Regions from separate parts of the Homo sapiens genome. Here regions 2 and 3 are each linked to region 1. The links are chromatin loops, found by intact Hi-C in ENCODE. Cell type or tissue: CD14-positive monocyte. All regions are shown on one strand. Each heading gives the region's core, and the rest is flanking DNA. Links, peaks and the distances in the headings are about the cores only. Region 1 holds the start of SMIM9 (small integral membrane protein 9). Region 2 holds the start of SNORA56 (small nucleolar RNA, H/ACA box 56). Region 3 overlaps MPP1 (MAGUK p55 scaffold protein 1).

What was found. Hi-C counts contacts between places; a loop is a spot of excess contacts. Peaks named below come from ENCODE experiments on the same cell type or tissue, not always from the same donor. Only the 100,000 strongest peaks of a DNase experiment are listed, where the experiment ranks them.
Region 2: it touches region 1 in a loop (2.9-fold over the local background); 10 of 110 quality-filtered maps call a loop at or near these places.
Region 3: it touches region 1 in a loop (3-fold over the local background); 6 of 110 quality-filtered maps call a loop at or near these places.

The regions. Positions count from the first base shown.
Region 1 is chrX:154,831,381-154,837,755 of GRCh38, reverse strand. SMIM9 (small integral membrane protein 9) reads left to right here and starts at 3,094. Exons shown (of 5, transcript NM_001162936.4): 1 at 3,094-3,193; 2 at 5,073-5,182. It overlaps F8 (coagulation factor VIII), which reads left to right. Exons shown (of 26, transcript NM_000132.4): 26 at 4-1,964. The coding sequence ends at 159. In CD14-positive monocyte, for the core only: no CTCF peak of the experiment used is centred there; no DNase peak of the experiment used is centred there.
Region 2 is chrX:154,770,406-154,779,583 of GRCh38, reverse strand. DKC1 (dyskerin pseudouridine synthase 1) reads right to left here. Exons shown (of 15, transcript NM_001363.5): 10 at 8,705-8,825; 11 at 6,335-6,453; 12 at 4,879-4,982; 13 at 4,311-4,389; 14 at 3,260-3,397; 15 at 1,895-2,785. The coding sequence ends at 2,717. SNORA56 (small nucleolar RNA, H/ACA box 56) reads right to left here and starts at 4,586; the gene lies at 4,458-4,586. It overlaps MPP1 (MAGUK p55 scaffold protein 1), which reads left to right. Exons shown (of 12, transcript NM_002436.4): 12 at 231-900. The coding sequence ends at 407. In CD14-positive monocyte, for the core only: no CTCF peak of the experiment used is centred there; no DNase peak of the experiment used is centred there.
Region 3 is chrX:154,781,822-154,791,223 of GRCh38, reverse strand. It overlaps MPP1 (MAGUK p55 scaffold protein 1), which reads left to right. Exons shown (of 12, transcript NM_002436.4): 4 at 156-241; 5 at 1,202-1,270; 6 at 4,824-5,020; 7 at 6,067-6,173; 8 at 7,116-7,196; 9 at 7,717-7,797. Among named protein-coding and RNA genes, the nearest start is that of SNORA56, 12 kb to the right of the region's middle. In CD14-positive monocyte, for the core only: no CTCF peak of the experiment used is centred there; no DNase peak of the experiment used is centred there; H3K27ac peaks cover 1,526 bases.

The DNA.
Region 1 (6,375 bases), core at 1-5,000:
CAGGTTTTTCAGGGAAATCAAGACTCCTTCACACCTGTGGTGAACTCTCTAGACCCACCGTTACTGACTCGCTACCTTCGAATTCACCCCCAGAGTTGGGTGCACCAGATTGCCCTGAGGATGGAGGTTCTGGGCTGCGAGGCACAGGACCTCTACTGAGGGTGGCCACTGCAGCACCTGCCACTGCCGTCACCTCTCCCTCCTCAGCTCCAGGGCAGTGTCCCTCCCTGGCTTGCCTTCTACCTTTGTGCTAAATCCTAGCAGACACTGCCTTGAAGCCTCCTGAATTAACTATCATCAGTCCTGCATTTCTTTGGTGGGGGGCCAGGAGGGTGCATCCAATTTAACTTAACTCTTACCTATTTTCTGCAGCTGCTCCCAGATTACTCCTTCCTTCCAATATAACTAGGCAAAAAGAAGTGAGGAGAAACCTGCATGAAAGCATTCTTCCCTGAAAAGTTAGGCCTCTCAGAGTCACCACTTCCTCTGTTGTAGAAAAACTATGTGATGAAACTTTGAAAAAGATATTTATGATGTTAACATTTCAGGTTAAGCCTCATACGTTTAAAATAAAACTCTCAGTTGTTTATTATCCTGATCAAGCATGGAACAAAGCATGTTTCAGGATCAGATCAATACAATCTTGGAGTCAAAAGGCAAATCATTTGGACAATCTGCAAAATGGAGAGAATACAATAACTACTACAGTAAAGTCTGTTTCTGCTTCCTTACACATAGATATAATTATGTTATTTAGTCATTATGAGGGGCACATTCTTATCTCCAAAACTAGCATTCTTAAACTGAGAATTATAGATGGGGTTCAAGAATCCCTAAGTCCCCTGAAATTATATAAGGCATTCTGTATAAATGCAAATGTGCATTTTTCTGACGAGTGTCCATAGATATAAAGCCATTTGGTCTTAATTCTGACCAATAAAAAAATAAGTCAGGAGGATGCAATTGTTGAAAGCTTTGAAATAAAATAACAATGTCTTCTTGAAATTTGTGATGGCCAAGAAAGAAAATGATGATGACATTAGGCTTCTAAAGGACATACATTTAATATTTCTGTGGAAATATGAGGAAAATCCATGGTTATCTGAGATAGGAGATACAAACTTTGTAATTCTAATAATGCACTCAGTTTACTCTCTCCCTCTACTAATTTCCTGCTGAAAATAACACAACAAAAATGTAACAGGGGAAATTATATACCGTGACTGAAAACTAGAGTCCTACTTACATAGTTGAAATATCAAGGAGGTCAGAAGAAAATTGGACTGGTGAAAACAGAAAAAACACTCCAGTCTGCCATATCACCACACAATAGGATCCCCCTTCTTGCCCTCCACCCCCATAAGATTGTGAAGGGTTTACTGCTCCTTCCATCTGCCTGACCCCTTCACTATGACTACACAGAATCTCCTGATAGTAAAGGGGGCTGGAGACAAGGATAAGTTATAGAGCAGTTGGAGGAAGCATCCAAAGATTGCAACCCAGGGCAAATGGAAAACAGGAGATCCTAATATGAAAGAAAAATGGATCCCAATCTGAGAAAAGGCAAAAGAATGGCTACTTTTTTCTATGCTGGAGTATTTTCTAATAATCCTGCTTGACCCTTATCTGACCTCTTTGGAAACTATAACATAGCTGTCACAGTATAGTCACAATCCACAAATGATGCAGGTGCAAATGGTTTATAGCCCTGTGAAGTTCTTAAAGTTTAGAGGCTAACTTACAGAAATGAATAAGTTGTTTTGTTTTATAGCCCGGTAGAGGAGTTAACCCCAAAGGTGATATGGTTTTATTTCCTGTTATGTTTAACTTGATAATCTTATTTTGGCATTCTTTTCCCATTGACTATATACATCTCTATTTCTCAAATGTTCATGGAACTAGCTCTTTTATTTTCCTGCTGGTTTCTTCAGTAATGAGTTAAATAAAACATTGACACATACAAACAAATGCCTTTGAGAATTGTGTTTTTACACTGGAAATAAAAATGTGAACACTGATTTTTAAAACAAATAGGGGCACTGAATAGCAAGATGGACACTCTAGAAAACCAAATTAGTGAGTTAGAAAACCAGATTAAATTGAACTCAGAGTAAAAATGATATAATTCATGAGAGTCTGAATAAAATAAATCAGAAATGGAGCCTCAATCCAGGAGAACAGCTTATATGGAGAGAGAGAGACTGAGAGAGAAATGGGAGTTTCTGTTCAATGGGCATAAAGTTTCAGCTATGCTGCTGGGCACAGTGGCTCATGCCTGTAATCCTGGCACTTTGGGAGGCCAAGGCGGGCGGATCACCTGAGGTCGGGAGTTCAAGACCAGCCTAGCCAACATGGCGAAATCCCGTCGCTAATAAAAATATAAAAATTAGTTGGGCATGGTGGCACATGCCTGTAGTCCCAGCTACTTGGGAGGTTGAGGCACAAGAATCGCTTGAACCCGGGAGGCGGGTGGAGGTTGCAGTGAGCCAAGATCGTGCCGTTGCATTCCATCAGCCTGGGCAACAGAGTGAGACTCCATCTCAAAAAAAAAAAAGTTTCAGTTATGCAAGATGAATTAAGTTCTACAGATCTAATGTACAACATTGTGCATATAGCTAACGATACCATACTGGGCACTTAAAAATTTGTTAAGAGAGCAGATACCACGTTGTGTTCTTACTACAGTTTTACAACAATGCAAAAATGCATTGTAAACACTATGTGCAAATAGAATAGCAAAGAATGTATACAGTGCCCATGAGCATAACATTCTAGTGGACCCACAATGCATCAGAGTTCAGTGAGACTCAAAGGGAGAAGAATGTTGGCAAAGTCAGTGGGGAGGAGAAAATGAGTGTGATGAAATAGGCGGTCTCATTAAACTTCCCTTACAAAACACAAGATCAAAGATAAAATTATTAAGAATTTCGAGACAGTGACATCAGAGCAAACGAAACATAGGGCCCCTCAGGGTGTGGGGCCCTGTAGACCTGCATAGATCAAACTCCCATGAAGCCAATCCTGAGTCCCAGGCAAGCTGGGACTTTTGGTCATCCTAGCAATAGTCATGTGAGTGCACCATCTTGGAAGTAGATCCTCCAGTACAGTCAAGCTTTCAGATGACTGCAGTCCCAGCAGATACATGACTCCAATCTCATCATCCACTCCAAAACTAACCTACAGAAACTATAAGGTAATAAATGTTTTCTTCACAGTTGCTAAGTTGGAGGTCATTTTTCATTCAGCTAAAGTTAACTTATATGACAGCCATATTCTTTTTACAATGGAAAAGTCAGACAGGCATACAATGCTCATTTTCAGCTTATTCACATTGTCACTATTTTGTGGGGTTACCTGGTGGGCACAGGACAGTGACCAAGTTTGCAGGTCCTCCAGCTCCTGCTGGATCTTTTAGCTTCTCCAAATCCTAGAAAAGTTGTGTGTTTAGCTCTTTCAGAAAACACCTGACCTTCTCATGCATGTTACTCCACCATCGAAGTTAGAAGCTTGGAGATAACATGAGACTGATGCAGGTTTTAGTCCATTTCATGGGCTCTTCTCTTTTCAGGCTTCCAGTGTATACTTGCTTTCTCCACTTCACCTCACCTTTCCTTCCACAGAAAGGTCAGGGTATGGAGCTCATATGAGGGTTTAGAGGAATTTGGCTCAAGGGCCAGGGCCAGCTTCCTCCAGTGTTTCGGGTCACAACCTAGATACACCTTTATCAGCGCCTGGGAATGTTCAAGGTCCTAATTTTCATTCAGGCCTGTTGGCTGGGTCACAGAATGATCAAGCCACTCCATGATTTTCTAGCATGACACAGCAAGAAACTGGGGGAGACTGGAGGACTCTACAAAAACTTTCATTTTATGTATTTCCTGGTAGCTCTGTTTTCTGATAGAACCTAACTGAGATACCATTTTTGCCAGTTCTTCTATGGATAAGTATTATTTTTTTAATTTTTTTAATATTTTATTTTTTGTAGAGACAGTATCCTGCTATGTTGCCTCGACTTGATTTGCATTTTTTTTTTTTACTTTAAGTTCTGGGATACATGTGCAGAACATGCATGTTTGTTACGTAGGTATACATGTGCCACGGTGGTTGGGTGCACCCATCAACCCATCATCTAGGTTTTAAGCCCCTCATGTCCCCCAGGCTGGAGTGCAGTGGCATGATCATAGCTCACTGCAGCCTCAATCTCCCAGGCTCAAGCCAGGCTACTGCCTCAGCCTCCCGAGTAGCTGGGACTACAGGCATGCACCACCACACCCAGCTAATTTTTAAATTTTTTGTAGAGACAGGATCTCGCTATGTTGCTCAGGCTGGTCTCGAACTCCTGGGCTCAAGCTATCCTCCTGTCTCAGCCTCCCAAAGTGCTGGGATGACAGGCGTCTGCCACTGTGCCTAGCCAGTACTATTTCTTTTTAATTAGTTTGTAAGAGTTCTTTGTACGTTAACAATCTTAATTGAATGTCTGTCGTATATGCTGTGAAATTACTTAATTTGTCATTAACCTTTTATCTTTTTTAAACAATGTTTTGCTATATGAAAGCTTTACATTTTTATGTTATAAATTTATCAGCATTTTCATTTATGGCTTTGGGTTTTATGACATGCTTAGAGTAGCTTTTTCTGCACCAAGATTATAAAAATATCCACACATAGAATTTTCTATCATAAAAGTATGACAGAAAATGTCATATTTTGTATATAATTTTATTTTTTGTTTAGTCCTGGATCCATCTAGAATTTCTATTTTGCATAGCATGGCAAAGGGCTCACACCCAACATCATATTAAATAAGGTCTTTTTCCCTGATATGAAATGCCACATATATATGTTATTATAATGCATAGTTAGATACCATGTGGTGAATAAAATATCTTAGAATTATTCAAGCCTAAGAGGATAGAACTACTGCAAGGATGGGTTTTGGTATCAACACAGATGTTTATACATAGAGAGAAAATGATGTCTGTGTGCTTAGCTGTCAAATAAGGAGACTGGGGGAGGGTTAAATGTAATCAGTGATATCATAAGGAGTGGTGGAATTCTGTTTGGAACTTCAGAGACCTAAGGAGAAGACTGACCAGCTTCTTCTGAAGACTTCTGCCCTCTAAAGACTAAGGCCTAATTCCACTGGTTTCTTTGAATTCCGTGGTCCTAAGTCCATTTTCAGGTAAGTGGTTTCCCGCTGGATGTGGGTCTCTTTAAGCCGTATCAAACAGTAGGTGAGTGTATCAGTTATAAATGTCTTAAGTAATAGGAGGCCCAAATTATAATGGCTCAAATAAAAGTATATTTTTCTCATACCATGCAGTCCAGAAGTAAGCAGATACAGGTGTTAGTTTAGTGGCTTGAAATTATCAGAGCAACTTCAGGCAACATTTCTTAAGCAATATTCAAGGCAGCATAAAGGGAAAATGGTAGCACCATCTCTTTTATCAAGACAGCAAAAAGCCTTCCCAAAAGCTATCCATCAGATTTCCCTTATGTTTCATTATCCAGAGCTATGTCACATAGCCATGCCTAACTTCAAGGATGGCTAAGAAAGGGAGGATTCAGCTTTTTCAGCTTATCTAGTTGGATGTAGTAAATGAAAAATGGGTGGGAACAATATCTGCCAAAAGTCGCCATTCATTCAAAAAATATTTATTGAGCACCTGGATACCCTATGTGCTAGGTACTGTTTAGCAGTGAACAAAACAGACAAAAATCCCTGCACTCATAGAGCTTACATTATATTCAGGAGATACATATAATAAAGTAAAGTAAAATATATTCTACTAGGTTCTGATGAGGTTCTGGAGAAAAATCAAGCAGGTAAGACAATTAGGAAGTTTGTAGGAGGGTGGTACAATTTTAACAATGGGATCTAAGGAAAATCCTCATTGAGAAGGTGATATTTGAGTACCTGACAGAGGTGAGGAAATAAATTCTGAGAATACCTGGGGGAAAAGCATTCCCTGGAAAGGGAAAAGCAAGTTAAAAAGCCCCAAGGTAGGAACATGCCTAGCTTGTTCAAAATGAAATGAGGCTAAGTTGGAGTGATGATCAAGAGGAGACTCATAGGATATGTGGTCAGCAGTAACTAGGACATAATCTGACCTACAACCTACCAAGATCTCTTTGGCCACTCACTGGAGAAGAGGCTTAAGGGAGGCAAGGACGGAAGCAGAAAGACAGAGATGATGGTGGGTAGCAGTGGAGGTGGTGTGAAGTGGCAGGATTCTGGATACGTTTTGTAAGTAAAGGTGACTAGACTTTTCTGATGGATAAAGTGTATGAGAGAAAAAGAAGAGTCATTACTATATATGTAAATCTAAGCAAACATTTACTTTTTAAAGCAATTTAAAGTTTGTTACTTGAATA
Region 2 (9,178 bases), core at 2,478-7,477, 61 kb after region 1:
GACTCTGATTAGTCAGGGTTAGCTTGAGATCCTCTGAGAATTGCCATGGTCTTTTGAGATTGCCTCTTCATGCCCTACATTAACATTCTTTCACAATGTCTTCTGAATTTGACTCGTCAAGTATGATGCACAGCTGAGCAACGCTAACAATTGCTGTTTAAAATCTGTCACTGGCCTCTCTGGGCTGGGGGTGGTGCAGCTTGCTTCATCTGTGGCTTTCTTCTTTGCAGACAGAAGCCCTGCAGCAGCTGCAGAAGGACTCTGAGGCCATCCGCAGCCAGTACGCTCACTACTTTGACCTCTCACTGGTCAATAATGGTGTTGATGAAACCCTTAAGAAATTACAAGAAGCCTTCGACCAAGCGTGCAGTTCTCCACAGTGGGTGCCTGTCTCCTGGGTTTACTAAGCTTGTAGAATGGGGGAACCCACTGTATGCCCCTCTCCAGCATTTGGAATTCCACCCGCCTTGCTTTAAGACAAACAGGGCTGCTCCAACTAGTTTTGTGTCAGCTTCCAGCTCTCTGCAGCTATCCTAATTCAGCCAGTAAGGTTCAGTCTTCTTGCTCAGGCTCCTGAAGGGTTGATTCTCCTGATAGATGGGGCCCCACTGATCTGGATTTGAAAAGGATTTCTAGAAATTGGGGGTAAGAAGTACTACCAAAATGTAACTGCTAATCAAGGGTGATGCACAGCAAAAGCAATGGACCCCATCCCTCTAAAGCCTGCCCTCCTTTGCCTTCAACTGTATATGCTGGGTATTTCATTTGTCTTTTTATTTTGGAGAAAGCGTTTTTAACTGCAACTTTCTATAATGCCAAAATGACACATCTGTGCAATAGAATGATGTCTGCTCTAGGGAAACCTTCAAAAGCAATAAAAATGCTGTGTTGAAATGCCAATGACCTTGTAACTCTGGGTTTCCACACAAAAAGAAATGTGGCCCATTTCACTTAAGCTCCTGGACAACAGCATTAACACAAGATGCCTCTCTTGTGTTCAGATGATAAACACTGGTGCCCTGGAAGAGTCCCCATTCTCTGCCCCCACTGCAGGGCTCTACTGGCTAGTGCCCATGTAGAAAAACACCCTTAAGGTTGTTGTAGCTAGTGGAGCGCTCATTGTGGGCACATATTTAGAACGAGAGAAAATCCAAGCCTGGGGTCCCGTGGTACAGTGGAGGCCGGTCGCTGAGCCAGGGCTGGGGCCCACCCTGCATGCCTGGCTCATGATATGGCTACAGCTCAGGGCCTCGCCTCGCTGCATCCAAGAGCGCTTTTTTTTTTTTTTTTTTTTTTTTTTTTTTGAGACAGTCTGTTTTGCCAGGCTGGAGTGCAGTGGCAGGATCTCGGCTCACTGCAACCTCCACCTCCCAGGTTCCAGGGGATTCTCCTGCCTCAGCCTCCCGAGTAGCTGGGATTACAGGCACACGCCACCACACCTGGCTAATTTTTGTATTTGTAGTAGAGATGGGTTTTGCCATGTTGGCCCAGGCTGGTCTCAGACTCCTGACCTCGGGTGATCTGCCCGCCTCAGCCTCCCAAAGCACTGGGATTATAGGTGTGAGCCATTGCACCCGGCCTCTTTCTTGGTTCTTAATACCAAATCGGAAGCAACCCTAGACCTTTCTTCCACTAATCTGTCACCAAGGCCTTCAGATTCCTGCATGTCCCCACCCTCAGCTTCGTTCTCCCGACTCACCCTGCCCCCCGCTCCTGCCAGGCCCACTATGTATAAATACATTAACCCTCTCCTTCTCTGTTCTTCTAGAGATCAGTGGTTTTGTGGTAATCACTGCCTCTGAGTACTTGATCTCACATCAGATGACAGGGCCCAAGGTGGATTGTGTAAGATACAGAACAAAAATGTAAAAACCAGAAAACAAACATAAAAGCATCACATTTCAAATAGGACATAAAGGTCCCTAGATTTTTAATCAAAATATTTTACAATTTTTGCTCTGCTAGCATGAGATCAACAAGAAAACCCAACAGGAATACATAAAAAACTTAACAAGTTGACTTTAATAAGTAAAAATTACAACATTCTTCTCCCAGCAATGAACAATTTCATTTTTTAAAAGTAAACGAGGCCTAAAACAAGAGGGCACAGGAACAAGTAGTCAGATGGATTTAGGTGAGCACTGTACACAAGCTTTGAGGAAGTGCAAAGGACTGACCTCTAGGCCAGAACAAGATGGAAAACTACCAGGCCCATCAGGCCTATAACCCAGACACCAGCATGGACAAAACTCAGTTATACTGAATTCAGAGACAAAATTCAGTGACACTCTTCTACCACTTATTTAGGGTTCTACAGCATTTCACTGAGCAGACTTAGTTTTTTGTTTTTGTTTTACAAACCTTTTAAACAGAGGGGATTTAAAAAATGCAAACTAGGACTACGATGTTAAGACAACCACTAGCAGACAGCTGCGGACAGTTACTGGGTCTGAAGGTGAGGCTTCCCAACTCAAACAGAGAAGTCATTGGGATAAACTCTGCCTCTTTCATCTTTCACCACCCATATCCTTAAAACAGGACAAGATGGGATGACCACACCAGGTAACATCACCGAGGTCTCAAAGTAGCAGCTAAAATGTGCCAGAACTCTTCACCCTGTCTAGGACCTATGTTCCACTCTCTCAGCAACAAAAGGATCTATAACATGTTTTCTCAATAAGGCTTTAGTTTCTCCTCCAGCTTCAAGTGGCCTTCACTACTCAGAAACCAATTCTACCTCTTTTGCTTTCTTCTTCTTCTTCTTCTTCTTGGTGGTATCACTGTCCTAGAAAGAAAGAGAATGAAAGCTCACAGATACCATCCACTAACAAAGCTATGACTCTCCCAGAAGGAAATCTGGTAAAGGTCCACAGTCAAGCAAGCCTTTTTCAGGACCTGTAAGGATATTTTGGGTTAAATGCTGCATGTGACACAAAGTTCTGTAAACCTTTCAGTGACACCCTAGTGGTCTACTTTTGGAAGTGGAAACATTCAGATCACCATCCTACACATCCTCTCCACCCACCATCAATAGAGCTCTAAGTATAAGTGGTAGAGGTCGGGTGCCTCTATCTGTCCATTCCACAGGGAGGGCAAAAGCACTCCAGGAACATGGGGAAGCACTAAAGGCACTCGGTGGCATCCCACCCCCAGGCCACAGCTCCTCCAAGAAGAGTAACAAAGCTGGTACCACCTGGGTAATTCTTTCCCCACGCAGGGACTAAGCCAGCCCAAGGAACCTGAACGTGTTTCCACACACCCCATCTCCAGGCTCGGCCCCGCTCTCCAGACCAGCTTTGGCCTTCTTGTCCTTCTTACTCTTCTTCTTTTCCTTCTTGATCAACTGAGGAGCTGCTGGAGGAGTCTCGTCACTTTCACTCTCACTCTCTCGCTTCCGCTGAGATGAAAGCAATTGGTTAAGTGTTAGATCTTGGGCAATAATGGACAAGAAAGGTTCAGTGAGTCAAAAGGTAGCAAGGCACCAAGAAAGATCCCAACTGAATCTAACAGGACGTTTTCTGACTACAAACCCGGACAGGGCCTTAGTTTACTGAGGATTTGAAGACAGTCTCATCCCCCAAATCCAAGAAGCCTTGAGGCAGGCACAAGAGAAGGAGCACAGCAGCAGCACGGGGCTTGGGGTGGAAAGGCCCGGAGGAGCTGTTTCTCTCATGACTGCAAGGACCTCTCACAGAAAGCAGGCAAAGCAGGAATTCACATCTGACAAGTCAGAAGCTCCTCCCACACAGCCTGTGCAGGATACTCAGTACCGCCCCCGGTTTCTGAGTGCAGACCTGTCATTCTGTGCTCTAATGCCAGCAGCTCCATGGGGTGGAGTTGCCAACCCATGCTTGACTGACTCTTTCAACACTGGGTGGTGCCAGGTTAAGATGCAATTCTGCTCTCTGCTGAATTTTGTATGGCCTCGAATGTCCAACAGCCATGGCCTCTGATTTCAACACATCTGTCCTACCATTTGACCCAGGGCGGGGGCCAGAATTGACACACACACCACCACCCATTCCATCACTGTGTTGCTGCCATAGCTGAGGTAGGAGTCGAGGCCCATCTGATTCCTGAGCCCACATTCCTCCTCCCAGCAGATAGGACAGAGAATACAAATCAGAGGAGCCTGCAGAGCCCAAACAAGCACCCCAGGGTATGAGGCAGCATTACCTGTGTATGCGCTGCACCTCTGATGCTAGCGTATATGGCTGGACTGCGGACAGTCACAAAGTAAGACGAATGCCAGTGCCTCTTAGGATTATCTCCCTAAGCACATTCCAAACTGAGGACAGCATGCCACTCACCTTCGCAGTTTTTGCTGCTTCGGCAACTACCTGCGGGGCTTTTACCACTTCAGCAACCACCTCTTTTTTGGCAGACTCACTGAAAAAGAGGTAGCAATAGGTCAAATTCACTGAATGGCTTTCCAGGGCAGTACTGATGTTATGTAGTGTTATCTGGCAAGTCTAAAGCCACCATCAAAATACTGACGCTGGACAGAAGAACTCACCACTTACTGTTGCAGACTGACTCCCTCTAGAGTCCCACGAGCCAGACTAGAAAGGGATAACTGTCTGCCGTGCAGGCCCACACCCCTAACTGGCCTGGGCAGCCAAAATCTCACGGGAGCTGAAGAGCTGGTTCCTGTGGTCCTGCATTTAGCAAGTTTGCCCCAAACCAAGTGACTCCCCCTCCCCTGGGCTCTACAACCTCCATGCTCACCTGTTCCTCACCTGTTGTCCATGTACTCCTGCGTCCAGATGGCAAGTGGGCTCTACCTTCCCATCCTCACCTGTTGTTGACATACTCCTGCATCAAGGCAGCAAGTGTGCCGTCTCTACCCACCCCGGCTCTGAAACATCCTGCCCTCACCTGTAGTCAACATACTCCTGCTTCCAGGTGGCAGGTGTGCTGTCTGTGGGCTTCCCATGCTTGTCCAGAAGGCCCTGCTTGATCATCAGCTTCTTCTGACTTGCCTGGTGGAACATCAAGGTGTCAACATTAGAATGGTGTCAATGCTGGAAGCGGGCATGGTGACTACAAAGAATAGAACAAGGTTCCTCCCTGGTGTATTCTCAGCAGGGCCTCAAACTCCTCTCCAGAGCATTCAGAATTTGCCCACTAACTCCAACACACACAGGACTTGTTGAAGATCACAAAGCTTATTAGTGAGAGCCTCTGCAGACATAACGTCCCCACCGCAGCCACTCTACTTTTTTGCCTTTGCACATGCTGCTTGCTCCCAATGCCCTGAACTCTCCCCTCCCCTCTTCACTTCACCAACACCTAACCCACTCTTCACACCGGTGTGGCTTAACAGACAATCCCTTGACCAGACTCCTTGACCACTGTGGACACTCCAGGTGACAGACACCTCTCTGCACTCCTTGGTAGCCACTAACGTGCATGAAATTCGCCATTCCACTGTGTGATTACGTGAGTAATGCCCAACTGTTTCCCCTCATTAGACTGAAATCTCTAAGGCCCAAGACAGGGCCTGTTTCCACTCATCGACAACCCAGAGCCCAGCACAATACAAGGCTGTGGTGGTGAAACACACCAAGAGCTGCCCAAGTATTCAACAATGCCAAACAAAAGAACCTGGCAGGAGCCGCCCCATCCGGGAGGGAGGTGGGGGGGGGTCAGCCCCCCCGCCCGGCCAGCCGCCCCGTCCGGGAGGTGAGGGGCGCCTCTGCCCGGCCGCCCCTACTGGGAAGTGAGGAGCCCCTCTGCCCGGCCGCCACCCCGTCTGGGAGGTGTGCCCAACAGCTCATTGAGAACGGGCCAGGATGGCAATGGCGGTTTTGTGGAATAGAAAGGCGGGAAAGGTGGGGAAAAGATTGAGAAATCGGATGGTTGCCGTGTCTGTGTGGAGAGAAGTAGACATGGGAGACTTTTCATTTTGTTCTGCACTAAGAAAAACTCTTCTGCCTTGGGATCCTGTTGATCTGTGACCTTACCCCCAACCCTGTGCTCTCTGAAACATGTGCTGTGTCCACTCAGGGTTAAATGGATTAAGGGCGGTGCAAGATGTGCTTTGTTAAACAGATGCTTGAAGGCAGCATGCTCCTTAAGAGTCATCACCACTCCCTAATCTCAAGTAATCAGGGACACAGACACTGCGGAAGGCCGCAGGGTCCTCTGCCTAGGAAAACCAGAGACCTTTGTTCACTTGTTTATCTGCTGACCTTCCCTCCACTATTGTCCCATGACCCTGCCAAATCCCCCTCTGTGAGAAACACCCAAGAATTATCAATAAAAAAATAAATTTAAAAAAAAAAAAAAAAAAAAAAGAACCTGGCAGGGCACGCAACCCAGTACCACTTACCTTTGGACCTAAACCCCACTTCCGAGGGTAAGTGTCTCTCTCCATGATCACTCTCTTGATCTTGGCTACTATACCATGGTCGCAGGTAGAGATGACCGCTGTGGTCATTAATGCAATAGCTACAGGCATTGAATAAAGAAAAGAATTATTTGAAGGGTGAAAGAATTGATAATTGATGAGCCCCAATTCTACTGTTGTATGCCACTTTAAAACTTTTAAAACTCTGAGCTACTACTTTAATTGGGGTTACCTTTGCTCAGGATGTGCATATGGAGGAAATACTCCATTATGAGAAGGAGGCCTTTGAAATGACGTTAAACTTCTGAAGTTAAAAAACACCTAACCAAAGCACCTAACGATACACATAACAGGCTTGCAGCTCAAGACGTCTATAAGAACGGCATGCACACTCCCTTTGGGGCCACAGAACCTTTGAAGTTTTAAGGATTCCTTTTCTGCTGCTGTCCATAAGCCGTGGCTGCCTTGCCTGCTCACAGAGCTAAGGAATCCTGATGACATGCTTACTTCTGGTACAAATTAGACCCATTAAATGAATAGCTCTAAGGTTCATTCACTAAGAGGGTGCGCAGAGCATTTAAAGTCTTAAGAGACAATCCAACAGTAGCTAAGCTTTCACAAGTTAAAAAACACTGGTACTTTACATGGAACCACAAAAGACTCAAAATAGCCAAAGCTATCCTAAGCAAAAAGAACAAACCTGGAGGAATCACATTACCTGACTTCAAATTATAGTATAGAGCTACAGTAACCAAAACAGTATGGTACTGGCATAAAAACAGGCACATAAACCAATGGAACAGAATAAGGAACCCAGAAACAAATGCACACACCTACATTTAACTCATTTTTGACAAAGGTGCCAAGAACATACACTGGGTAAAAACCAGTCTCTTCAATAAATGGTGCTGGGAAAACTAGATATCCATATGCATAAGAATGGGAGAAAATATCCGCAAACTACCCATCTGACAAGGGATTAATAACCAGAATATATAAGGAACTCAGCACTATAGGAAAAAAAATCTAATAATCTGATCAAAAAACAGGCAAAAGATTTGAACAGACACTTCTCAAAAGAAGACAAATAAATGGCAAACAGGCATATGAAAAAGTGCTCAATGCTGATCACGAGAGAAATGCAAATCAAAACTACAATGAAATATCATTTCACTCCAGTTAAAATGGTTTATATCCAAAAGACAGGCAATGACAAGTGCTGGCAAGGATGTGGAGAAAAGGGAACCTTTGTACACTGTTGATGGGAATGTAAATTAGTATAACCACTATGAAGAACAGTTTGGAGGTTCCTCGAAAAACTAAATTGAGCTACCATAGGATCCAGCAATCCCACTGCTGGGTATATACCCCAAATAAAGGAAATCAGTGTTATCAAAGAGATCACAGTAGCCAAGATTTGGAAGCAACCGAAGTGCCCATCGACAGATAAATGGATAAAGAAAATGTGGTACATATACACGATGGATTACTATTCAGCCTTAAAAAAGAATGAGATCCTGTCATTTCCAACAACATGGATGGAACTGAAGATCGTTATATTAAGTGTAATCGGCCAGTCACAGAAAGACAAACATTGCATGTTCTCACTTATTTGTGGGAGCTAAGAATCGAAACAATTGAACTCATGGACAGAGAAGAGTAAAAGAATGGTTACCAGAGACTGGGAGGGTAGTGGGGGGCTGGCAGGGAGGTAGGGATGGTTAATGGGTACAAAAAAAAAAAAAATCAGGCCCGGCATGGTGGCTCACACCTGTAATCCCAGCACTTTGGGAGGGCAGATCACCTGAGGTCAGAAGTTCGAGACCAGCCTGACCAACATGACAAAACCCTGTCTCTACTAAAAATACAAAAAATTAGCCAGGTGTCATGGTGTGCACCTGTAATCCTAGCTACTCGGAAGGCTGAGGCACGAGAATCGCTTGAACCTGGGAAGCAGAAGTTGCAGTGAGCCGAGGTCACGTCTCTGCACTGCAGTCTGGGTGAAAAGAGCAAGACTGTCTCAAAAAAAAAAAAAAAAAAAAAACACCACCACCAAAAAACCAAAAGAATGAACAAGAAGAGTGAGACTATTTAATAGCACAACGGGGTGACTATAATCAATAATAACTTAAGTGTATATTTTAAAATAACTAAGGTGATAAATAACTAACAGTAAAATAGGATTGTTTGTAACACAAAGGATAAATGCTTAAGATGGATGCCCCATTCTCCATGATGTGATTATTATGTATTGCATGCCTGTATCAAAACATCTCATGAACCCCATAAATATATACACCTAGTATGTAACCACAAACATTTAGAATTTAAAAAATAAACATCCCCTCTTACCCATGCAGATTGCTTCTCCTTTGGTGGTGATAACCACAATCTCCTGATTGACCTCAATGCCGTCCTCATATCGAAGAACACCTGGAAGCATAATCTTGGCCCCATAGCAGATGGCATTTACCTGCAGAGATGGCACCAAGTGTAAGGGGCCCAGCTGCTGCCCTCCACCCCACTCCCACACCAGAGTAAAGGAGGACAACAAGGGAGTGGGGCCTGACACCAGGAAACAGGGATGACACTTATAGCCCACTAGCTGCAAGGGGCATGAGTGGTACTCAGAAGAGCCACCTCACTGTGCTATAGGTACCACTCTCCGCACATTACACACGACTCAAAAGTAGTAAAGAAGACTTTCAGGTTTTCAGGTTCTAGAGACTCACAAGTATTTTCTTTTTTTTTTTTTTTTTTTTTTAATTTTCAGGCAGAACCTCCCTCTGTTGTCCAGGGTGGAGTGCAGTGGCACATTCTCGGCTC
Region 3 (9,402 bases), core at 4,037-9,036, 51 kb after region 1:
GTCAAGTCAAATGTTTTCAATCCTGAGTATTTGACACAATCTGTTTCATAACATGCTGTAAATCCTGGTTTCTCTTCTATGGTATCTTGAGTTACATTGACAGCTCCTGTTTGAACTTTTGTTCTTTTGTGGATTGATTTTTCATTTCATGGCAGGCTCCCTTCACGTGGGGGATGAGATCCTAGAAATCAATGGCACAAATGTGACAAATCATTCAGTGGATCAGCTGCAGAAGGCGATGGTGGGTATTTTCTATGCTAGATGAAGACCTTCCATTGTCTCCATAAGTGTTGATCCACATTGGTATCAGTGACCTCATCTCTCTGTCAAAGTATTTGTACCTTCTTGAGGGGGCTCTTTTCACTGCTAGTCTTTAATCTGTGTAAGAAATGATAATTTTCTGCCTTTATTTAGTAAAATTCTAAAGCAGGGCAAATAACCCAGAGCATCAATCTGGTGTTCCATGAAGTAATGCCAAATGAAGTAAAGCAAGCTATAACGTATATAGTAGAATCCCATTTTTGTTAAAAACAAACAATACATATGTATGCATAATGTATGTAAATATTTGTAATGCTTTTGTTGGTATGGGGAAAGGCGTGGATATATATGCGCCATAGTTCATTTTTAGGAACTTCTTCAGGACTTTTTGGGGTAAAGAATGGGGAAGAAAAGTCTTTTTTTTTTTTTTTTGAGATGGAGTTTCGCTCTGTCACCCAGGCTGGAGTACAATGGCGTGATCTCGGCTCACTGCAACCTCCGCCTCCTGGGTTCAAGCGATTCTCCTGCCTCAACCTCCCAAGTAGCTGGGATTACAGGTACCCACCATCACGCTGGCTAATTTTTGTATTTTTAGTAGAGACAGGGTTTCACCATGTTGGCCAGGCTAGTCTTGAACTCCTGACCTCAGACGATGCGCCCACCTCAGCCTCCCAAAGAGCTGGGATTACAACAGGCGTGAGCCACCGTGCCCAGCTCGGAAAAGTCTTTAGTTAGCTTTTCTTTGTTACTCTTTGCATGTCTTCATATTGTTATGCTGATTTATGGGGCACATGACACTTTTGTATTAAAGGAGGAATTGTCCTACAAAATCTCAAAATGTAAAGATGGTTGTTGGGGAAAAAAACCTGGGACTTTGAATGAATGATCACATCATTCAACTTAGTTTTCTGTACAATTTTATGTCCATTTTTTTTAATAGAAAGAAACCAAAGGAATGATCTCATTAAAAGTAATTCCCAACCAGCAAAGCCGTCTTCCTGCACTACAGGTGGGTGGCACCATTTTCTCTGTTGTCATGATGGCAGGAGTCGGGCCATGTTGTCTTATATTCTTTGAAATTTGATTATAAGGGATGTGAGTCTAACTTTAAGTTCTAAGTATCTCGCAAGTGTGTAGCTGCTTGGCTCAGGGTCCCATTATTCCCTGCCTGGTATAAAATACAGGAGCTCATTCCCCTTTCCTCAATGGAGAACATAGTGACGACAGGAGTAGAGAATGAATGAGCCTTTGCTGCTAGTGGTCAGGTAGGAAGGGAGAGGGTAATTTTATTCTACAGATGGTAAGGAATCAATACAGCTCCAAGAGGAAAATGGGTAAAGGGAATGAAGAGATCATTCACAGGAGGAAAACTACAAATGAGCATTGAACATATGAAAAAATATTTTATCTTACCGATCATCAAAGAAATGCAAATTAAAATATGCATGAGACACCAGTTTTCACCAAGCAAATTGGCAAATACTTTTTAAAATAGCAATAATAAAGCCCCGTGATTGATAGTGGCAAAGTAAAGAAAGAAACAAAAGATAGATAGAATCTGTTGAGCACTTATTCACAATTTATTGAGGGTCTACCATGTACAAAGTACTGTGCTAGAACATGGAGGTGATATAAAGAGAAATGGTTCCCAGTTCACACATAGCTCATCAGCCAGTAGAGGAATAGATTGGACAGGGCCATGGCAAGTCAATGTGGAAGAAGGAGATATTTAAAAGAATAAATCTGAAGTTTCTATTGCAGGTTACTTGTAGTGTGACGGTATAATTTTCTTAAGTAAACTTTTAAATTGCAGTTTTGGCATATATGGGCATATATTCAACAAAGGGCACAAATCACAAGTATAAAACTGGATGAATTTTCACAAACTGAGTACACCCATGCCTAAGACCGCCGCCCCCTCACCATGCGTGTTTCCTCAAGGCCCACCATAACCCTGACTTCTAACAGCAGGGATGAGTTTTGCCCCCTTTTGAAATGTATTAACGTTGAATTATACAGTATGAATTCTTTGGTGTCTTATTTTATTCGCTCAGTATTATGTTTATGGGAATCATCTATATTGCTTCATTCTCATTCATTCATTGTATGAACATGCTACAATTTAATCTATTCTGTCAGCTTTTTTGGTCTTACATTGAATGGCTGCCATTCACCAAACAGGATCTAATTCAGCAATATGAGAAGATTTACTGCCTGAAGGGCAATAAATTCACCACGTTAACAGAAAAATGGAGAAAAATCATATGATTTTTGTGCATGTGTTTTGTGGATACATCTATGCCTTTCTTTTGAGAGTAGAATTGCCAGGTTGTAGGATATATGTGTCTTCATCTTTAGGTGATATTGCCAAATAGTATTCCAAAGTTGGTGAACCATGTTACATCCCCAACTGCACAGTATGACAGTTCTGGTTGTTCTGTATTCTCACCAATACTTAGCATTGTCTGATTTGTTGGGTTTTTTTTCACCCTTTGGCCATCCTGATGGTGGTATCACATTGTGATTCTAAAAATTCTCTAATGACTAATGAGGGTAAACTCCTTTTTATATGTTTTTTTCCACTTGGATATCCTCTTTTGTAAGATACCAATTCAAGGCTTTTCTTACTGATTTGTAGCAGTTCCTCATATATTCTGGATAAGAGTCCTTTGTCATATGCATCCCAAGTATGTTCTCTTCTTCTGTGGCTTATTTTCTTCATGGTTCCTGTTAATGACTAGAAACTCTTAATTTTAATGAAATCCAATCTACCACTTTTTTCTGATTAGCACTTTTTATGTCTTGTTTTAAAAGTTTTTACTTACCACAAGGTCAACAAGATATTCTCCTGTGTTTTCTTCTAAATGCTTACTTGTTTGATTTTTCACATTTGGATCCACAACCCATCTGGGATTGATTGTTATATACATTGTAAGGTAAGAGGTCAAGATTCCAGTTTTTCCATATGGATACCAATTGAACCAGTATCATTTACTGTACACTGTCACTTTTGTCATGGTAATATTTACAGGTCTATTTTGGAACTTTTTATTCTTTTCTTTTGGACTGTTTGTTTATCCCTGTGTCAAACCTACATATCAGTTTGGATAAAAGAGGCATCTTCACAGTATCCCAGTGGAAGTGATGATAGCAGACATCTTTGTTTATTTTTCCATCTTAAAGGGAAAGCTGGCCAGGTGTGGTGGCATGCGCCTGTAATCCTAGCACTTTGGGAGGCCGAGGCGGGTGGATTGCTTGAGCCCAGGAGTTCGAGACCAACCTGGGTAACATAGCAAGACCCATGTCCTTTGAAAAAGGCAGGGAAAGCTTTTAATCTTTCACTGAGAAGTATGACGTTGGATGTAGGGTTTCTGTAGGTATTCTTTCTCACAGTAAAGAACCTCCCTTCTATTCCAAGTTTGCTAAGAATTTTAATCTTGAATGGGTTTTGAATGTTATCACAGGCTTTTTCTGCATCTATTGAGGGGATCATATGATCTTTTTCCATTTTTATGTTAACGTGGTGAATTTATTGCCCTTCAGGTAGTAAACCTTCTTATATTGCTGAACTAGATCCTGTTTGGTTGTGATTTATTATACTTTTTATACATAACTAAATTTGACTTGCTGATATTTTGTTTGGGGTTTTTACATCTCTGTTGCAGAGAGAAATTATAAGATTCTTGTCAGATTTGGGTATCATGCTTATAATGAGTTGGGAAGTGCCATCATTTTCTATAATCTGTTTTCGTATGAGATTAGCCTTCTTTCTTCAAATGATGCTTGGAAAATTTGTCAATGAAGTAATGAGGTAGGTGTGTGTGTGTGTGTGTGTGTGTGTGTGTGTGTGTGTGTGTGTGTTTGGGAGCAGGAGAGGAGAATTTTCAATAATAAATTCAAGTTCTTTGATAGATATGAGTGTCCATATTTTCAATTGTGAAAACAGTTGTTCAAAGAGTAGCTGCCCTGTACTGAGACAGACGACCCAGATCCAGCAGTAACTGTGGACACGTTGACGTGGAAAGATATCTCATGCCTTCTTTTTTTTTTTTTTTTTTTTTTTTTTTGAGACGGAGTCTCACTCTGTCGCCCAGGCTGGAGTGCAGTGGCACAATCTCGGCTCACTGCAAGCTCCACCTCCCGGGTTCAAGCGATTCTCCCGCCTCAGCCTCCCGAGTAGCTGGGACTACAGGTGCACGCCACCACACCCAGCTAATTTTTGTATTTTTAGTAGAGACGGAGTTTCACCATGTTAGCCAGGCTGGTCTCCAACTCCTAGCCTCATGTGTTCCACCCGCCTCGGCCTCCCAAAGTGCTGGGATTACAGGCGTGAGCCACTGCGCCTGGCTTCTCATGCCTTCTTGTTAAAGGGATTCATTCTGACCCCTCCGCAAACACAATCACTTCAGCGTTTCAATTTCTCTTTCTTGGGTGCTCCCCCACCATTCTTACCTCCCTGTTGTTCATTCCATCCTGACCCCATTTGTCTACAGCAGGACATGCTCTGATGCTGGTGTTTCTTTTGAAGCTGCCGCCTGCAGTTCCTTTTACCTTCTTTTTAGATGTTCATGAGAGCGCAGTTTGACTATGATCCCAAAAAGGACAATCTGATCCCTTGCAAGGAGGCGGGACTGAAGTTTGCTACTGGGGACATTATCCAGATTATCAACAAGGATGACAGCAATTGGTGGCAGGGACGGGTGGAAGGCTCCTCCAAGGAGTCAGCAGGATTGATCCCTTCCCCTGAGCTGCAGGAATGGTGAGCCATTTTTGTGCAGGTGGAAGGGCCATGTGCCTGCCACAAATAACTTAGCTTCAGAAAATCTGTCATTTTGTTTGTAGTTTCTGTTTCTCAACCAAGGAGACCTCCTAGATTTCCTGGCATAATGGGTGGGGGAGGGTTAACCATGCGTTGATAAGCTGGACTGAGAGGCAACCACAGGCAAGGGAGCCCAAATAGCTCTTCATTCTTATGTGGGCCTCTTGCTTCCTTAAACGTTTTCCCCATAGTTACCAAGCACGTGACAGTGCTGGGACTGAGCCCTCCCTGGTCTCCTGTTTCCCAAGCTAGTGCGCTTCTACCAGCCATGCTGTTTCTGGGATTTCCTTGGAGTCCTGCAGAAAACAGTCGCATTTAAGTATGTGTCCTTTAGGCACATTCCTGGTACATGGAAGAAATAATTCCTGTCCCCGAGTCAGATTGCTCACTTAGTCCTGGTTACATCATAGGAATGGCAGAAAAATTCACAAAACAGTTCCAACTGATAAGACATCCAACACTGAGCCTCCCTCTGCCTGTGCAAACTTACCCCAGTGTAAAGATTACAACCATTGTGGGGTTGACACTGAATAGAAATATTAGAATATATTACATGTAGTAATACAAGTTATTGTTTTGTGAAGCAGTTGTTTTAGATATATATGTGGGGTGTGTGTATGTGTTTTGTTTATAGATGTATGTGCAATAATGGCTTGCAATGTACAGTGTATTTCTTAGAGTGAGGTAGGGTCATAAAGGTTTGAGACCTTTATGGTCTAGACCAAAGAAAGAGAGTTGTTTGTGGGTTGTGTCCAGAATGTGCTGACAGGTACTAGATGACACAGACTCAAGGAGCCAGGTCCCTGACTGAGGGCAGGGCACAGTGCAAGATGCACCAAACAGTGTATGGGGTGCTTTGCACACATTATCTCCCACTGTAATGGACACTCAGAGAGTGAAGGGGGTGCCATTAGAGACTGAGTGGCTGGGGGGGGTATGAGGGGAGGGGGAGGAAAGCTGACCCCTTGATTGTCTTTTCCTACCAGGCGAGTGGCAAGTATGGCTCAGTCAGCTCCTAGCGAAGCCCCGAGCTGCAGTCCCTTTGGGAAGAAGAAGAAGTACAAAGACAAATATCTGGCCAAGCACAGCTCGAGTAAGCTTTCTGAGCCTTCTTGCCCCAGGTTCCTGGCAGCATTCACGTGTTTCCCAGTCTCTGTAACCAGCAGAAAAGGGGAGGTGGTGCAGTGCGCAGCAGAAGGCGCATTCTACAGAAAGCATGTCATTTCTTCTGGTTTCTTTTTATTGAATCCATCTTCACAAGCTTGCTGCAGTCAGGCCAGTGGATGTAAAGGAGGACTAGTGGTGAGCCCACACCTGCTCATCACCCCACCCCTCACACAGAAGTAGATGTGGTGGGAGAGGGGAAGTGAGGCAAGAACACAGGCCAGAGGGAGAGGCCAGGGCCAGGTCATAGGGAGCTTCGTGCACCCTCCCTAGCGTTTTAAATTTTGCACTATAGACTGTGGAGCTGGTGAAGGGTTTTGAGCAGAGAATTCGCACGGTCAGCTTTCCATCTGCATTTCTCTTTTCTGAGACGTCACGTGCACACCACCAGCCAGGGAATGATCGTGGCAGTCTTGGGTTGTAGGCAGGTAAGGGGGTGGAGAGTCAGGATGACACCAGGTCTCTATCTTGAGCAGCTGGGTCAATAGCACCACCATCTTCTAAGATAAGGGACATTCAGGCAGAACCGAGATAGCATTGGCATTCTTCAGCTCTAAGTGCCAAGGGAACATCTGATACTGAAACTATGGAGAAGAGATGAGGACAGGAGACAAGAAAAGTTGGCTCAGAGAGATAGGGCAAGGAGGAAGAGAGGGTGCAAAAGTTAGATAAACTCCCTTGCTCAAAATTCCCTCACCACACTAAAAATACAGTCCAAAGTCCTTCCTCCACACCAACCTCCCTCGTCTCATCTCTAGTCACTTCCTCCCTGCTTGTTGAGATGTCGCGAGGCTGTTTCCCATTTCAGAGTGTGGACCACTGTTCTCCCTAGCTCTGGAAATGAACACTGCTTGGTTTTCTTTGTCTCTAGTTTTTGATCAGTTGGATGTTGTTTCCTACGAGGAAGTCGTTCGGCTCCCTGCATTCAAGAGGAAGACCCTGGTGCTGATCGGTATCTTCTCATTGCCCCATTTGCACATTTCTGTCTTTGTTTTCCTGCCTGCATCACGTGCCCACCCCCAAAAAAGGCAGTGAGGAAGAAAAGAACTGAGGTCTCTTGGGTTCTCCATATAGAGCAGGTGTAAGGAATTTTCTGAATCCTCACGTGCACCCCACCTGGGTCCACCTCACAAATGAAACTAAACCTTACAAGTTTCTCTACTATTTAGCAACGAATTATTTTTGGTTAGGTTTCATGCTGTCTGCTGGCAGTGATACGCTTTGTAAATCTCCCTTCCCCCAAGCAGTGACTCTGACCTGAAACAGAGTAAGTCCTTGCTTCAAACCCAGGTATGTAGGCTTTGCCTCTGGCGGACTGCTCACCTTCCTGTCTTTAGAGTTGACCCCAGCCCAGATGCAACCCCAACTCATGTTCACCTGTTGGCAGTTTTGAGTGCCGAGAGAGGAAAATCCGTATCTTATCCTCGCTCCTCTCCCCCCTTTCCAAAAGATGTTCTTCTCTCTCTACACAGGAGCCAGTGGGGTGGGTCGCAGCCACATTAAGAATGCCCTGCTCAGCCAGAATCCGGAGAAGTTTGTGTACCCTGTCCCATGTAAGTAGCTCTTAGGCACCTTGGAGGGGAGGTGACAGGCTGGTACCACTCGCCATCTGAAATACCATAGTGTTATTTTATTATTTTTTAAATTATTTTATTTTAAATGATTATTAAAACTAAACAAAATATGGAAAGATAAAAATTTGTGCCCACAATTCCTCCACCTAACAGAATAACTGTTTTCTTATTGTTATTCGTGCTGTTTGTCTACATAACAGAAGCTATAGTAAACATTTTGATACTGCCTTAAAAATTACTAAGTATTAAAGTTTATACATATAACTTTGTCATTTTACTTTTTAAACATTTTCTCATGTTCCTCTGCAATTTGCCTAATTCTCTTTGAGAACTATCCCACTCTTGATGTTCAGGCTGCCTCTCATTTTCATGGAATGTCTTCTAAATCAAAGCAGTGCCTAGGAAAGGCCCAAACGATCTCAACAGCAGTCCTAGATATGGAGAAGAGTAGCGCCAGTGATCAGGTGGAGAATTTGATAACTCTTCCATTCCCAGAAGTGATGCTGCATGGTATAGTTGTGTATGTTCCCAGAAAGAAATACGGTGATTCCTCACTTAATATTGTCAATAGGCTCTTCGAAGACTGTGACTTTAAGTGAAATGACATATAACAAGAACCAGTTTTTTTACTCATCAACAATACAATGAAATGAAGTTGAACTAAACCATGTTAGTCAACGACCAGCTGCATGTGATTTCACTTAAAGTCACATTTTCTAAGAACCTACTGATAATAATATTAAGTGAGGAATTACTGTACTGCTAAGCAAAATAGAAAACCAGATTCTAAACCTCATATTACTATTTTTTAATTCTTTCTTCATTTTGCTTTTTTACACATGGATCATTGAGAGTTGTCTCGTTGCTGGAGGGACATAAGAGTTATTCCAGTGTCACATTAGGAGCAGAAAGAGATGGCCCCAGGAGTGAGTGGGGAAGCAGAAATAACCAGTACAGGCTCCTCCTTCAAGAGAATCACATGTGGTTGTAGATTGAGGGGAAGGGGCCAGTTGAGAGACAAGTGTGATCCGGAAGGCAAAGGAGACAGTCAATGGAAGATGGAAAGAGGGGAGGTTGGGAGGATTGTGTTTCAAGCTACAATATCTGGAGCATATTTTACTGATTAGACAATTTATATGAGTAATAGAAAATAGTCCAACTTTTAACAACATGAGCTGAAACTAAACCAAAGTACTCTTCTTTCCAAGTCATGAAAAGGAAACCTTAAATATATTTCCAAGAAATCCTGACCATAGTCTGTAGATCTGTTTTTAAAATATTTTCCGCTATCTTCATTTCTAAGTTTCAATATTCCTAGATTTGGTAGTTTGAGAGATGTAACTTCATTTAGGGAAAATGATAATAGGAATTTTCTATGTTAGGCTTTGCCCCTTAAAAATTAAATGTGTCCTGGGCAGATGGAGGGATTTCCTGGTGTGCATCACTTTCTAGCATCAGCTCTTCAGGAGCCCACGGGAGGAACCCCTGTATTAAAGTCAATGCACCAAAGGCAGCTAGGGTTTCCATACAGACACCATGGTCCAAGCCCTCATGAAAGGGTGAGGACCTGGAGTTTGTCGGGGA